2 separate regions of the Homo sapiens genome follow, and region 1 is linked to region 2. A link is an interaction called in ENCODE POLR2A ChIA-PET data of the cell type or tissue named here. Cell type or tissue: CD4-positive, alpha-beta T cell. All regions are shown on one strand.

The links. ChIA-PET counts read pairs that join two places held together with the same protein. Peaks named below come from ENCODE experiments on the same cell type or tissue, not always from the same donor. Only the 100,000 strongest peaks of a DNase experiment are listed, where the experiment ranks them.
Region 1: POLR2A ChIA-PET joins it to region 2 with 6 read pairs; 7 of 35 experiments call an interaction of 5 or more read pairs at or near these places.

The regions. Positions count from the first base shown.
Region 1 is chr9:128,142,016-128,144,515 of GRCh38, forward strand. No RefSeq gene overlaps it. Among named protein-coding and RNA genes, the nearest start is that of LCN2, 6.2 kb to the right of the region's middle. RefSeq lists a cis regulatory region at 111-284. In CD4-positive, alpha-beta T cell, no CTCF peak of the experiment used is centred here; no DNase peak of the experiment used is centred here.
Region 2 is chr9:128,071,683-128,074,182 of GRCh38, forward strand. The region is part of intron 1 of SLC25A25 (solute carrier family 25 member 25); the gene reads left to right. Among named protein-coding and RNA genes, the nearest start is that of SLC25A25, 4.7 kb to the left of the region's middle. RefSeq lists enhancers at 1,829-2,329, 2,330-2,500. In CD4-positive, alpha-beta T cell, no CTCF peak of the experiment used is centred here; DNase peaks (open chromatin) are centred at 569 and 969; H3K4me3 peaks cover 1,366 bases; H3K27ac peaks cover 2,432 bases.

The DNA of each region.
Region 1 (2,500 bases), 70 kb after region 2:
GCTGGCAGTCAGCTCCTCCTCTACTGTGGTTCTCTGAAATGGCCCTCTTTGGGCAGGAGGCAGAGAAGCGGCTCTCTCCTAGTGCCTGCTCCTAGTGAGGATAATTAGTTAGAAGGAGAGAGACTCAGGTCAGGAAGGAAGGACCTTTGAGGCCTTTGCTTAGGAGGCAAGGCCCTCTGGGTGGCTTGTAATGCTCACAGCACATTTAGTAGGCGGGGACACATTGGATGTGCACTTCGGTGCCTGTATGTACCCTGAGCTACACAGGAAGGGGATGAGGCAGGGTGTGGGGAGGCAGGAAGAGGAGGAGACAGGCTGTGCACGGTGGCTCATGCCTATAATCCCAGCACTTTGGGAGGTGGAGGAAGGAGGATCACTTGAGGTCAGGAGTTGGAGACCAGCCTGGCCAACATGGTACAATGCCCAGCTCTTCCAAAAACACAAAAATTAGCCGGGCGTGGTGGAATGCACCTGTAATCCCACCTACTCAGGAAGGCTGAGGCACGAGAATTGCTTGAATCTGGGCGGACGTTGCAGTGAGCTGAGGTCACGCCATTGCACTCCAGCCTGGGCAACACAGCTAGACTCAGTCTCAAAAAAAAAAAAAAAAAAAAAAGAAGAGAAGGAGACAGTGGGAGGGAGAAGGGCCAGGCTCCCACCCCCCAGCCCCAGCACCTGCCTGGGACACAGCTGAGCCCTGAAGCTCTTCAGCCCTGGGCTGGGGGCTCTCTGAGCAGCCCAGCTGCAGCTGTCTACACAGGCGGGGCTGCCCATGACCCGGGTCCCCTCCTGAGAAGAGTCCAAGTCCCTTTGTGAAGAGGTCTGTAGTGCAGGTGGCCCAGGACAAGAGGAATCTGGGGTGTGGGGAGAAGGGGTCTATGGGGTCAAGGAGACTATGCTGGCTGCAAAATGGCCCCCAAAATATATCCATGTAAATGAATAATGTAAATGTAACTTTATGTAGAAAAAGGTTTCAAAGGCTGGGCATGGTGGCTCATACCTGTAATCCCAGCACTTTGTTTGGGAGGCTGAGGTGGGCAGATCACTTGAGGCCAGGAGTTCGAGACCAGCTTGGCCAACATGGTGAAAGTGCATCTCTACTAAAAATACAAAAATTAGCCAAGCATGGTGGCACACACCTGTAGTCCCAGCTACTCGGGAGGCTGAGGTGGGAGAATCGCTTGAACCAGGAAGCGGAGATTGCAGTGAGGCAAGATCGCGCCATTGCAGCCTAGCTAACAGCGAGACTCCGTCTCAAAAAAAAAAAAAAAAAAAAAGTATTTGCAAATGATTAAGGATCTTATTCTTTATTATTTTTTTTAATTTCATAATGGTTAACATCCTAATGCCTGTTCTTTTCTTGGTGCACATTTGTTACAGTACCTAATGCCTGATTTTTAAGGTGAATGAATGACGTATGTATATTACTCAAAGGCAAATGACACATAAGCTATTTTTTGTTGTTGGTGGTGGTGGTGTGGCCCAGATGTTTTTCCTCTCCTGAAGGGCAAGAATTTTCTCATTCCTTTTGGATGTTGTTTGTTTGTTTGTTTGTTTGAGATAGGGTCTCGCTCTGTCACTGAGGCTGGAGTGCAGTGGTGTGATAACAGCTCACTGCAACTTTGTGGTAATTTGCTGTAGTAATTTGATGATTTGGGAAATTCTCAGCTTCTCTAGATTGCAGAAGATGCTAACAATAGGAAATTCACTGTTAAGAAAGTGAACTCTTGAGAGAAAGCCAAGGGTGTGGCCTGCGGATGTGGGGAAGAGGTGGCCAAGCCAGGGGCCCCGGAGGTATGGGAAGGAAGGGACCTGAATCAAGGGAACCCAGCAGTGTGGGAGGAGGTAGTTCAGGACAGGGGACCCAAGAGTGTCAGGAAGAGGTGGGACCCAGTGGTGTGGGGAGGTGGCCCAGGACAGGGGGACCTCGGATTGTAGGCAGAACCTGGAGAACCACGAGACGCTTCAGTTGGGGCAGATCCAGGCTGAGCTCCCAGGGAGGGGCGCTTGGGACTGCAGTGACCTGGGAGAGGCCAGTGCCCACCCAAGGCCTGAGGGAGTCTGGGCCCAGGGAGAGGCACCCAGACCTGTGCCCTGCAGCCTTGGGCCTGCCCATCATGGCAATGCAGAGGGCTCCCCCTCCTGACAGGTGATTCTGAGAGTCACAGGACAGGGCAGGGAGTGGTCCTCCCTCCGGCCCAAGGTCTGGGCCACCAAACTTTGTACCCAGAAACTCACACTTCCCCCTCAGACCTCTGACCTGGGCCCTCTGAGAATCGGGCTGAGAAGGACAGTGGCCAGGTGAAGGCCAAGGTCTCTGGGTGTTCTCGGCATCTCCTGCTGCTCTGCCGCTGGCACTGCCCTCCCTTCCCCTCACCCAACTCTGCACTGGTCCAAGTTGTCCCCTCCTTTTGAAGGTGGACACGCTTTCCCTTTGGAGCGAGATCTGGTCCTCGCTGCCTGTCACAGCCTTGTTCATGTCCCCCTCCCCCAAAGAGGG
Region 2 (2,500 bases):
ATTACAGGCGTGAGCTACCGCGCCTGGCCTATTTATCTATTTTATTTTTTTTTGAGAAGCAGTCCGCTCTGTCGCCCAGGCTGGAGTGCGATGGTGTGATTTCACTGAAACCTCTGCCTCCTGGGTTCAAGCAGTTCTCCTGCCTCAGCTTCCTGAGTAGCTGGGATTACAGGCGCCCGCCACCATGGCCCGGCTAATTTTTGTACTATTAGGAGACAAGGGATTTCACCATGTTGGCCAGGCTGGTCTCGAACTCTTGACCTCAAGTGATCTACCCACCTCGGCCTCCCAAAGTTCAGGGATTACAGGCGCGAGCAACTGCACCAGGCAGTATAGACTGTATTTCTACTACTTTTTTGGCTTTTGAACAAATTCAGTTGTTATACAGCTTTGAGATCAGAAATAATTTATTAGCTCATTACCTGTAAAGGAGCACAAGTTAGTCCTGTGGGGAACGTTTGAAGTCTTGGAGAGAAGATCTGCCTTTTTGTAAATAACTGGGCAACAGGAAGACATCCTGCCTCTTGTACCCCCATACCACTTCCTGTTGAATTAGCATTAGTATTAACTGCCTACAGAAAAAGCAGTGCTGAGGCTTTGCAGAACTAGCAGGAGCCGAAAGAGAACTGTGGGGCCCTTTGGGTCAAAATGGGTCATCTGCCATGGGAATAGATGTTGAAGAACACATCAAACTTTGGAAGGTGCTTCCTATGGCCCATATGAAACCAGTGTGAGATGCTGGGGTTTGCACGGGAATCAGCTGTGAGTGCTTATCAGGGGGTGATGGGTAAACCCAGGCCATGTGACTTCACAAAGCCTCTTCTTAGCTTATAACAGTCTGGGTCAAGTTTTCTTTAAAAGTAAACCAGCAAGTTTTGCCATCTGCCTTTGTTTGAGAAGAGATGGGACACTCATAAAAATTGCTTAAAATGGAAGTGGGCAGAGAAACCGTTGGCAGCCAGCCAGGGAAATTTTCTTTGTAAAGGGCATGTAAGCGAGAAGCTTGTTCTGGGACAAAAAAAGGGAAGAGTTCATTAAAGAAGAAAGAAAAAAGATGACGACAACAGTAGTGACTTTGGGAGATGAGACTCAGCCAGAGCTAATTATAGATTGCCTATTTAAGGCATTTTCATGTGACCAAATACAATCTGTGTCTTAAAACAAATTTAAAACATAGGTTAGAACTCAGGCAGCCAATTAGAGGAAGAAAGCAAGCTGTATTCTGTGTAAACAGTTGTCTCTCCAGCTGAGGCTTTGGGGCTCTTGTAAGGGGCTGGTGTTTATTGCAGGTGAGGTTCTAGATGAGCTGCAGTTTGCTCATTTAGAGACTGGCATCCACACCATCTCTTTTGAGCCCCACAAAAATTTGTTAAGTAAGCAAGTCAGTAAAATGATTTTCACTCCATTTTACTAGGGAAGGAACAATGGTTCAAAAAGACAATGGAACAACCTCAAAGATCATTTGATCGCAAGGAAATTGGACCAGAGAAGGAATTGGAACCATCTTCTGATTCCTGCTCCTCTCCTCCTTAACACAGTTTTTTTCAGGAACATGAAGAGAATTCTCAAGTTCTTTTGGGGAAACTTGAGAAAGAGGAGGAGAGATAATTTAGAACCACATATTTTGCTCCCAAAGTATAGGTTTCAAGATTATCCAGTTTACCCTGTCAAAGAACAAGAATCCGCCCTCCCCCATTTCTCTCCCTGACCCGAGCAGTGCACATGAGGCAATCCCTATTGACTTGAAATTATTGAATGGAGATCAGTAATGTCAAGTTGGTATTGCTTAATCAGACAGACTGTTGAACTCTATACTTTTTAAATGTTTGGCCATTTGTGGATGTTTATCAAAAGAGCCAGACTTAGATAAGACAGTCTACAGAAGAAAGCTCCTTTCCAAGAGATAGACATTATTCGCTATAATATAATGGCCCTTTAGGAAAAGAAAAATGCTTTTCACAGATTGGATTAAATTCATATATTAAACTAATTGTGTTATATTGTTGCATAATCGGTCCCTGGCTCAAAGTCATAATTATCAAGTCAACTAGAATACTTTTTTTTTTTTTTGAGACAGAGTCTTCCTCTGTCACCCAGGCTGGAGTGCAGTGGCGTGATCTCAGCTCACTGAAACCTCTACCTCCCCGGTTCAAGCAATTCTTTGCCTCAGCCTCTGGTGTAGCTGGGATTACAGGCCTGCGCCACCATGCCCTGCTAATTTTTATATTTTCAGTAGAGACTGGGTTGCGCCATTTTGGCCAGGCTGGTATCCAACTCCTGGCCTCAAGTGATCCACCTGCCTCAGCCTCCCAAAGTGCTGGGATTACAGGTGTGAGCCACCATGCCTGTCCTTGAGAAGATTTTTTTGTGTGTGTGTGACGGATTCTCACTCTGTCACCCAGGCTGGAGTGCGGTGGTGCAATCTCGGCTCACTGCAACCTCCACCTCCCTGGTTTAAGCAATTCCCCTGCCTTAGCCTCCCAAGTAGCTGAGATTACTG